2 separate regions of the Homo sapiens genome follow, and region 1 is linked to region 2. A link is an interaction called in ENCODE POLR2A ChIA-PET data of the cell type or tissue named here. Cell type or tissue: PC-9. All regions are shown on one strand. Links, peaks and the distances in the headings refer to the core of each region. The heading gives the core; the rest is flanking DNA. Region 1 has its middle 5.9 kb from the start of LINC02707. Region 2 holds the start of EHF (ETS homologous factor).

Region 1 (5,378 bases), core at 321-5,320, 56 kb before region 2:
TGGGCTGCCTTTCATGAAAACATTCCCAGCAAGCTGCTCTTCTGTCGGCTCAAAGTCACTTCTCAGAGTAAATGAGATTGGCCAGTTCTTTCTTTCCAAGGCTTTTCTGGATATTCATTTGTCCCAGATTTCTCCTGTATACAAAGCTCAGGAGTGAGGACCCCCACAGTGGGGCTTGCACAAGGATAGCCTTGGGGGGCTTTTTCTAAGAGCTATGACTTTGAATGCTCTCTTCATCGATGCTGACAGATGAGGGCTGATGGAAGTGGTCATGTTTTAAAATGTCTGATGTCCAGAAACACAGAGATGTGTACGCAAAACATTCATTCATTCAAGATGGAATTAGTGCCCCAGACACAGAGGCAGGGGATAAATAGCAAACAAGGCTTGATTCCTGCCTTCATAGAGCTTACTGTCTTGTAGGGGAAACATGAGTAAATTCAGCAGAGTAAGGGCTCTAATTGGGTAAATGGGGGCTAGGCTGCCTGTGTCCTTGGGGTGGTGGGAAGGCTGCTGATCTGGGGTGCCAGGAGACCTGAGTTTTGATGCAGGCTCTGTGACTTTGAGCAGGTCGTTTCCAACTTCTGAGCTTCCATTTCCCTAGCTGAAAATGGGGGCTTGCCATACTCGATGCTGTACTCTATGAGTCTTTGCAGCTCTGTCATCTTTTTTTCTTTTGGTCACTCAGAGACTCCAGGATTGGGAGAACAACCTGCATTCTGATTTAAAGTGTGAATCTAATAATTTCAAAAAGAAAGGGACTAAAAGGGACAAACTTGTTTCTGTTTATTTTCCATCCTTCTTTGGGGAAGTGTAACATTTGAAATCAAATTCTCATTGGCTTAGCCAATGTGTAGACTTCGAGGGGAAATTCTCACTGCCCAGAGAAGTGACTAAAAATGACCATTACAGCCAAAAAGAGAAGTTTTTTTTTTTAAAATCTGTGCTCTACAGATGGATGAAGTGCTGCTGCACATGGACAGAGTGGATCTGGACATTCTGCATGAGCCCAGGGATCCTGAGAATGGATTGGCTGAGCATAGACAGGGTGACCTATCGATGTTCACTGTGGTCCTGATCTATGTGGCCTCTTCCTAAGGGAAGATTTTTCTTAAGGTTGTTTCCTTTCTCAGCAGATATTTGTGAAGAAACTGTATCTGTAGTCTCATTTTGTCCTTATAATGACCCTGATGGATGGGAGGTAGAGGGATGATGATCAGTAAGAGCTGGGAAAGCACCAGGAACTAGCAAGAGCAGGACACCTTTTCCACCACTAGGTAAATGGACCTAGTGACTGCTGGCACCGTGGGTGAGGGGACTGCCTGGCAGGAGCTGTGGCCGTAGCTAGGGGATTACAGCTACGGCCACAACTCTGGCCCTGTACGGAGGGAGTGGGGGAAATAAAGAGTTCATATCACTCCCCTCTTTCCCTGGAGTCTCCTGCTGGTACCTTGCATTGGCTGAGTCTAACTGGAAGCCAGAGGGCAAAGGAGGTACCCTTTCCAGCTCTGCAATTCTCTTCAGACAGGGCTGGGATTTCTGGAGAGAATTTGCAGAATCAGAAAGCAGAGCTTTCCAATCAATGCCAAGCAAGAGACTCTGCAGACTCTCATAGCCTTGGGACCTGAGAAACCAGGTATCCAGTGAGCAGTCACTTAAGCCTGTTCACCTGGCCCTCTCTTACTTTCTCTCCTATAGCAGCAGCAAAGGAGCGATGGGCCGAAGGGACTTGCTGGGTAGAAGTGGACCCACATTCTAAAAAGGAATGGAAGAGAAACCTGATTTCTTTGACTCGCCCTGTCCCTGAAGATGAGGGGCAGGCACAGACCAGCCCTCTCCAGAAAGACAAATATATTCTTCCATTCATGGGAGGGGTAGTAGAGACTAACATTTGTTAAGTATCTATTACATGGGGGGTATGGAGGTAGGCCCTTTGTGTGTGTTGCCTCTTTTAATCCTTTGGTGATCAACTCATGAAAATAAACAGCTCCAGAGCCAGCTGTCTTTGGAGGGTGTAGGCAGGCCCGGCTCTGGGAAACCTGGTGACACTGACCTAGTTTGACTTCCAAATCTTCTCTCTTCTTCGATTCTGGTGAGCCCCACTCTAGCCCCATAGTATGTAGGGCCAAGCACCCAGATACTGCTTCCATCAGGAGGAAATAACATACCTGATGAATTTCTTCACTCAAGGTGTTAGGAGCTTAATGTGTTTCCCCCGCCCCCCGCACCAAGAGAATTTGTGTTTTCCAAGACAGTCAGAGAGTGGGTGGTGCTGAACTCAAAGGAGTGAATCACTAATAGTGGAATCCCAGGCATTCAGGGAGGTCCTATTTCTGGGGTGGGTTCCTTCCTGACACTTCATTTTCTACAAAGGTGGCAGCCACCTATTGTCTCCAGAAAGGAGGCTGTCCCTGTGGGTGTGGTGACGGTGGGAAAGGAGAGGCACCTGCAGGCTGAAGCCAAGATCACCTGATTTTCAAAACCAAATCTGTCCCTACAAAGGAGAAGTGGCTTAAAAATCCACACAGCCTCCCGAGTGGAGGGAAGAATTCCCTCTCCTCTCTGGAACAGGGTTCCCTTCACCCAGAACACGGTGCTGTTGTTATGCAATGTCCCTGTTGGCAAAGATATTTGAGCCCCTTGTTTTCAGGTCTGTGTCATTTCCAAGAAAGAGCTGTGGCCTTTGAGTAGGACTGGGCTCCTGAATAGGGTCCCTGGTGCCAAATGAGGGAGCCAAGAAAAGGCAGAGAAGAGGAAAGTCCTGACTTTTACATGAAGATGAGACAGCCAGCCCTGTGGCAGCCAGATGGCAGTCCTGTTGCTCTGTAGTGGCCTTGGGGTCAGACTAGGGGCAGAGCTGGGCTGAAGGCAGGAAGGCCAGGACAAGACAGGTGAGAAGGGCAAAGTCTCCTGTAACCTGGTGAGAAAATGTGGGCTAAGCCATTCTCATCTGGAGCTGAAGGCTTGGTGGAGAATGGCCCTCAACATTCAAGTTCACACCCATGGATTTATAAAAGGCAGGGCTGGGGGGAAAGGTTTTTCCCATTATACTTAATAACATTATCAACAACAATAATCACTACTATCATTTATTGAGCATTGACTCAAAAGACAGTCCTTTTATGAAAATTATTTACTTAAATCCTTACAAAGCTTCTATTCATTCACCCAACACATATTTATTGAGTTCCTACTATGAGCCAGGCATTATTCTAGGTGCTTAATTTAGATCAAGGGACAAGACAGACAAAATCCCTGTTCTGGTGGCAGGGCTACTACATGCAATTAACAGCACACAACTCTAGGGGGAGCCACATACATGGGCCACCTTATGAATGGTGTGCCCTGAGGTTAAGCATCCTGGCAGCCCCTTTCTGTGACATTTGCATTCTAGTGAAGGGAGTCTAATACCAATGAAGTAGATGTCATTATCCCCTGACTACAGTTTAGGAAACAGAGACACATAGGAATTAAGTAACTTGCTGAGTTTTTCAGCCAAAAATGACTGACCCATGATTTATACTGAAGTCAGTCCTTGCAATTCACCTGTGCCACGTACTTGCCTTTCTCTCCCTGGTGGGCACAGGGAAGAGGGAGTAGCCAGGCTGGCCAGATGAGTGCTGGGCTGGCTGGCCCAGTAGAGGCACCATGTCCTGACTGGGTGGACAAAGACTGGGTAGGAGGTAACAGAGAATCCCTTGGTGAGTCTAACTTAGCTATAAGAAGGCTTGCTGAGAGCAGCTGCCTCCATGCAGAGGGTGGGGTGACCGGCCTTTAATCCTTCCCAGCTGAGGATTTAGTCAAAGAAGCTTGTCTCTGGGGATAGCCTATGGTCTTGAAGGGCCTGAGTTAGCTATTAGTTCACCCATTTATTTAACATTCATTCATTATTTTTAAAAAATTTCCTAGCTATGTTTGGGGGCAGAGAAGTGGGTCCAGAGACCTAGAGGTTTGCAAGGGTAGCTTCTAAACTCCTTTGGTTCAGAACAGAATAGAAAGTGTCCTCGGGTGACCTTGGGTCTGCTTCCCAAGCAAATTGAGCATACGCAGCCAGAACAAAGACTGCACTCTACTCTAGTGAGCTCAGCCTGCTAGGCTTGGATCTAGATTTTATAGCAATAAGCTTGGAGTCTCACCTTTGGGTCAGACAGAGTACTACCCCAGACATGAGGTAGGGAGAGCCTAGTCTATATTCCTCTGCCTTTGTCCAAGCCTGCTTTGTCCTTCCTCTTGACGAGGAATAAAGATGGCTTCTGGGTGTGCATCCCCTTCCTTCTTCCACCTGCAGATGTACCTGTTTGTGTGCAGTGGGCTTCTGAGTCCTGGGCAGGGATGCCAGAGACCGCAAGCCAGATGCTTGGGATGCCAATCCTTGGGACTTTGAGGAGAAAGAGAGGTTCTGAGGGGCATCTGTCTATGGCACAGAGTCAAATGGAACACATGGAAGTCCCTTAGAAGGCTGGTATCTAAGTGTTGGCCACACAATGTCCGTTCTTCCTCCATTATTTGAATTTCTCCTTCTCTATCCTTCTATCTTTCTTGGCACCTTGAGCCAGGTCTGGGGTGAGAGAAGGGATGGTGTAGGTGAATTAGTGGTAGTTATTGGAGGAAGGCAATAAACCCAGAAAAAGTGTCACGTGACTTCTTTCTTGGGCCCAGTGTGACGCTTCTAGTTAGGCTAACGTGGGTCTTGGGACTGTTCCTGAGATTTTGTGGAAAACTCTTTGTATTTGTGCTGGTAACAGAAGGAAACCAGAGTTAGGGCTGGTGGGATGAAGCAGTGGGAACACTGATTTCTCCTTTTTTTCAGATTCAGGGATTTCTGTCAGAGACATCCGTGGGGGAGGGATGGGATTGGGAGTGAGGAGAATCCCTTTCCTCTCCTCTCACCATCTGGTGGTCCCCGTGCCCACGCACCAGCTCGTTGGATGGACATTTTGATTCCCTTAAGATGTACATTCTTCAAATCATTGTTTGTCATTAGCTCCCTGGAGAAAATGGAGGGGCTGAGATATTAGTGAGAAAACATAAAGTTAATTGGGTGATGGAGACTGGGAGAAGGGGAATGTTAGAAGAAAGTGAGCGAGGTCTGCTAAAAGTGAACTTTATCTTCTTCTCAATTTTGCCTAAGACTCGTGTTGCCTGGGCAGTCTCTTTTTGGAAGAGAAATTTTCATGACAGTTTGGGCCAGAGATGGCAAATAAATGCCTGACATGGTTGCTGCCAGCCCCTGTCTCCCGACACGTTCACAAGGGTGCACACCACTTCTCCTCTCTGTGACCATAGACTCAGACCCATTGCAATCCAGCATCCTGCATGGCCCCATTGGTCAGAGTTGACATTTGCAATGAAGCTGCTTCCCTATGCCTGGTTAGGCC
Region 2 (5,378 bases), core at 232-5,231:
GGAGAGGGTGATAGGGCCTTGACCTGTAGGGACAACCAGGAAGATTTCTATGCAGAGTAATTGGGTTTCTAGAGTTTGTTTCAGTTGATTTGAGGGCAAGCTGCTTGGCCTCTCTCTCTTGATTCTTCCCATCCACAGAATAAAGACAATCAGCTTTGTTTATCACTCTGTTCATTTTGCTATGTCTTTATCAGCCCCCCAGAGAATTCAGGAGCACAGAACAAGTGCTGGAGGTCTCTCTTGCCAGAGTCCTCCTTGAGAACTTACAATGTGTCCATATTAAGGATCTGCTGTGTTTGATGATTTTGTGATTACACTTTAAACTTCTTATCCATAAAGGACATACTTGATATATCTGAGACTTGTAGTAGAAGGCCTTGAGACATCCATCTCATCCCATCATTATCTATCTATCATCTATCTATCTATCTATCTATCTATCTATCTATCTATCTATCTATCTATCATCTATCTATCTATCGCCAGTACTGTCTTGTTGAAGTTGGCAGTAGGGTGAAAGACCTCAAACTCCAAAGGACTTTCCGTATGGATGCAATATACCTGCAATTCTAGCTTTTTTGTGTTTTTTTTTTTAGGTTGGGGGTGAGGGGTATTGTTTTCATTTTTGTTTTTCTTCTGGAAGGTTCAACTAAGACCCAAGTAAAAAGAAGAATCAATACTTAATAAGTACCCAGCAAGTAGCAGGCACACTTTTAGGTACTTTATTTACAAAAAAACCTCCACAAATAAAGTGGCTTGTGAGTATGAGGTGACATCTTTCCCTCCCCTCCCACCATCACTACCCCAATATGACTCGTCTCAATAGCCCTCCAATCTAAAATGGACTAAATACAAGTGGATAAAGAAATGGAGATTTAACCAGAATTCTTCAGCTATAAATTACAGGGCCTATAATTAAAGGTGATTGGGACTGGGTCAGAGAGCCACATCACTTTTGTGGTTGCATTTGAAGTTCACTATCTCTTGACCACACAACCCTAGCCCTTCTACTCCCACCCTGCTGTCTCAGGTTAATCTCAGGCAATGGTGTAAAGAAGGCCAAGTTTGTTTCCCTGGAGTCCCACGGGCTCTAGCAATAATGCTTCCCTTTTCTCATGAGTGCCCCGCCACCCACCCCCCTTCACCATCACTACACACAAATGCCCTGCAGTGGGTGGAATGTAGTTACTTCAGGTTGTGCCTGATTTGTCTCTCAAGCAAAACTCCAGCAGGCCATTCCCTCAGGGCCCTGCTCTCAGATCTGGAACTGATAGACTAATTGGGGCTAATGTGATAATGGGAAATAATGAAATTTGTTGTTTTTATCAGTGTGTATATGGGGCGGGGTTTACATTTGCATTTTCACAGGGCCCTTGGCAAGTTCACAGGGTTGAACAGTTGGGAAGGGTGGGAATGTCTGGGGCAGGTTAGGGAGGCAGAGGGATTTATTAGAACTCCCCTAAACTGCACTGACCAAAGCCTCAAGCCCTTCTTCAAGACCTGCCCAGCTTCCAAGACCTTCCCAAGTCCACCCTTGTTTTCCCACTGAGTCTTTTACACTTTCAGAAACCTCTGAATTTGTGTAGAAACTAGAAAAAATAAGTAAGAAAAGACTAATACTACTGCACACTCACTGTTCCCCCTTAATATAATAACCAGTTTTTATTCTATTCAGTCAGCCTTTGACCATAAGCAGACCTTTTTTTTTCTTTTTAACACAAGTAACTTCTTGGTTTTGATCACAAAATCTTTATCTCTGCCAAATCTCAACTTCCCTTCCCTCTCCCACAAAAGGGAGGCCCGTTGAGTCAAAGAAATCTGCTTAGACACTTTGCTCATGCCAGGCCAGTGTCCTGGAAGGTTCAACAGAGAAAGTTAATGGTTGGGGGATGGTATTTTTCTTTGCTAGGAGCAGTCATTCACCCGTATGGGAGAAGGTACATTTGTGACCCAGTGAAGCAGGTACAGGTAACTCCCCATATGTCCCTTGGCCCAAGGGAATAGAGGTTGCCTGGGTATTTGAATCCGTAGATCCTCCCTAATATTCCACCTTCTTCTTGTCCAAACTGTGCTTTTTTATTTCCAGTTTCAGCATTTTGGTCTTCTCATCTCTAACTCTTATAGGGAGTGTCAATAAACCTTTTAAAAAAGATCATGTAAGTGTCAAGAGGAAGTGAAGAACCTAGATAATCCACCAACCGGATAATCAGCTCTTGCATATTTGAGAGTTGACTGCTTGACCTAAGCATCTCCTCATAAGGTACCCTCCCTCCCAGGACCTTCCCTTTCAAACCTCTCAAGGCTCTTACCTGGGGCCAGGGGAGATAGGCTTTTCAAAGTCCATTGAATTGCCAAGAGTCTCTGTCAAGAAGGCAGTCATGGTGCCTGGAGAGGGAACTTGCTGGGAGCCCCTTCAGAGCCTGGTACTTATAGAGCTAGGGAAAAGATCTTGATGCCAAAGCAGGGTGGACTAAATACAGACTAATAAATGAGACAGGTGCTCAAGAGGGCCCCTCCATACCATCATCTCCTCCAGATTTGGACTTCTACTCACTTTGCTTTTACATTCCCTCTTCCCGATGGTGTCTTTGGTGAGCAGGGTGCTTTTCACCTGAAACAGCCTCTGAGCTGAAAAGAACAGTCACCACCAAATCAATTCCTCATCCATTAACAGGTTGTCTCTCTGTTCTTGAGACACAGGCATTACCTGGTTAGACCTGTTTTGTTTGAACACTAACGTGTGAGTTGGCCAAATGCAAATGAGCCAGTGTTTGTAATCCTTTATTTTATTTTTTTAAAGGGCTGGGTAGCCAATCAGAAGAGGGGGAAGTGACTTAGGGAATTCCCGGTTGGTGGCTTATTGCTTAACATCCTACAAAATGATTTAAAATTATTGTTATATGCATTTATCTTCACTCTGATGAGGGCTCAGACTTGATAACACCCGTGGTGCCCCATCCCTATAGGAGCTGGTGAGATTGCAGCCTGCTGCCTCCCCTCCAACAGCCACAGCTATTGGATTTCCCACCCAGAATCTTTAGGTAAATGAGGTAAGTCCTGATTTTTAAAACTTCTTTTGAATCTGGAATCCAAACACTTGAGTGGAAAGAGAAGCCTGCTTTAAACTGGACAGATGAAACTAGAACAGACTCTTGGAGACGGCTGGCAGGAAGTGAAGCTCACCTTACCTGGGCTTACCTCACTGGGTCAAATCAGAATTTTATTTTGGAGGGCAGGTTGGCTACTTTGGATATTATCTGTGAATTTCCTGCATTGTCTGGACTTCTAATCTCTGTGAATTTAAAAGCCCCCTCGTTTCCCTATGCCTGGGTGGCAAAACCATTCCCCTGGGTTGAATTCTTCTGGAACAAATAGGCAGCTAGAGATAGGTGGCTCTGATATAGCTCAGAGAAGAAGTGGTTGGCTAAGTAGCTGTTAGGGCTCAGAGTACACGGTCTCGCTTTCTAGAGATGTCTTCTGCTGGTAATTTTTCTGACTTATGAGCTACATGGAAAGGCCAATTTGTTTTTAATATGTTCCAGGACTGGAAAATGGCTAGAAATAGGCAAGAACATACACAATCACACTGGAAAAAGTGGCCAGGCAGCCAAGGCAGGCAGAGGTATTGGGGAGAGCTGAATATCTACAAAAACAAAAATTCAGAAAAAACAAAAATCAATTTTGGCAAAGGGCTTCACTGTATAACAAGGGGACAAGCTAACCCTTTGTTTACAAACTAACCCTTTGTTTACTCCATTTTGTCCAGAAAATACAACAATCAGTTTTGGCAAAGGGCTTCACTGTGTAACAAGGGGACAAACTAACCCTTTGTTTACTCCATTTTGGGAGACTATGATCAGACAGGCAGTTGTGACTCAGCAGCAACAAATGCCTTCTGAGACAGGGATTCTTTTGATTTTGCTTGGACATTGTGGAGAAGTGTTAGCCCCAATGTGGACTGATCTGGGAACAGTGGGAAATTAACTTCTTGTTGGTAAATATCAGGCTGAGGTGAGAAAGCGACATTTTCACCGTCCATCTTTGCTGATTTACCATGCTCCCAGGATGGTGGGAGTGTGTGTTTTTAAGATGGAGAGTGTATGCTTCTGGGTTCAAGTTCACAGGTGTCTCTGCTGGTTATCTGCACTCACCTTGGTAACAGGGAGAAAGTGAGTGAATGGATTCCAAGAACTTACTGATGGAAGTCTAATTCAGGAGTTGGTTCTGCAGCCATGGAGGTAAAGATGTGTTGATAGTCTTTCAATGTGTAAAAGGGCAATTAGAGATTCTGTGTGACTGTGTGTTAATTCCACTGGGGTCAGGGGAAAAATTTATTTCTAACAGAAAAGAAGAAGATACGTTATTAGGAAGAATTTCATGGCTAGGAGATACTATCAGAAAAGGCTCTTAAGAGATTTTAAGGATGACTTTAATAGCTGCATTTGAAGTTTGCAGAGGATCCACTTTTCCTCTTTTTGTGACCTAAAATTCTGGGATGATGAAATAACTCACCAATTCCATCTTCTTATAATATGGAGTCATGTAGACAACACCATTTTCACACAAATGGCTAATGGTATTTAAAAACCATGATGGAATGTGAATTGGGAGTCATTTGGAGGTCTGTAGTTGAACTTGAAAAAATAATAAATGTAATGGAGACAATACTTCACCGTGTTTCCAAAATATTTTACAGAGGCATTTTAAATGAAAGTCACTTTGAGGGAACAGCTGTGCTGTAAGTTCTCTTACATGACCGCGCAAGATGGTAGCCTTCATCAAGACCTCTCAAGGTAGTGTGGGTAGGGTGACGTGTTTGATTCAGGCCTCGTTTGTTATGAAAAGGCTCAAATTCAATTGTATTTGTTATTTTTTTGGTTAAAAAGCACCTATTTGTTCAATTCAAACAATCCTTTTTGGTTTTTTTTTGAGATGAAGTCTCCGTCGCCCAGCCTGGAGTGCAGTGGCATGATCTTGGCTGACTGCAACCTCCGCCTCCCAGGTTCAAGTGATTCTCCCAACTCAGCCCCCCGAGTAGCTGGGATTACATGTGCTCGCCACTATGCCCAGTTAAGTTTTGTATTTTTAGTAGAGACGGGGTTTTACCATGTCAGCCAGGCTGGTTTTGAACTCCTGACCTCAGGTGATCCACCTGCCTCAGCCTCCCAAAGTGCTGGGATTATAGGCTTCAGCCACCGTGCCCAGCCATATTGTTTTCATTTTTAATCTATTAGTCTATCGTGATCTCCCAGTGGAAGTATCTTTGGCCTTTGTGGACGTCAGGAAAGCCCTACATTCCCACTCGCGATTCCATGTTTATGGGTACCCTAAATGCTCCCATTAATTGACCAACTTTACCCTGATCTTCTTTCAATATC

The links. Peaks named below come from ENCODE experiments on the same cell type or tissue, not always from the same donor. Only the 100,000 strongest peaks of a DNase experiment are listed, where the experiment ranks them.
Region 1: POLR2A ChIA-PET joins it to region 2 with 11 read pairs; 2 of 35 experiments call an interaction of 5 or more read pairs at or near these places.

What each region holds. Positions count from the first base shown.
Region 1 is chr11:34,562,305-34,567,682 of GRCh38, forward strand. No RefSeq gene overlaps it. Among named protein-coding and RNA genes, the nearest start is that of LINC02707, 5.9 kb to the right of the region's middle. In PC-9, for the core only: CTCF peaks have their summits at 3,349 and 3,560; a DNase peak (open chromatin) is centred at 2,317; H3K4me3 peaks cover 390 bases; H3K27ac peaks cover 2,253 bases.
Region 2 is chr11:34,618,179-34,623,556 of GRCh38, forward strand. EHF (ETS homologous factor) reads left to right here and starts at 2,915. Exons shown (of 9, transcript NM_012153.6): 1 at 2,915-3,050. RefSeq lists a cis regulatory region at 816-1,215. In PC-9, for the core only: no CTCF peak of the experiment used is centred there; DNase peaks (open chromatin) are centred at 1,223 and 2,743; H3K4me3 peaks cover 3,589 bases; H3K27ac peaks cover 4,122 bases.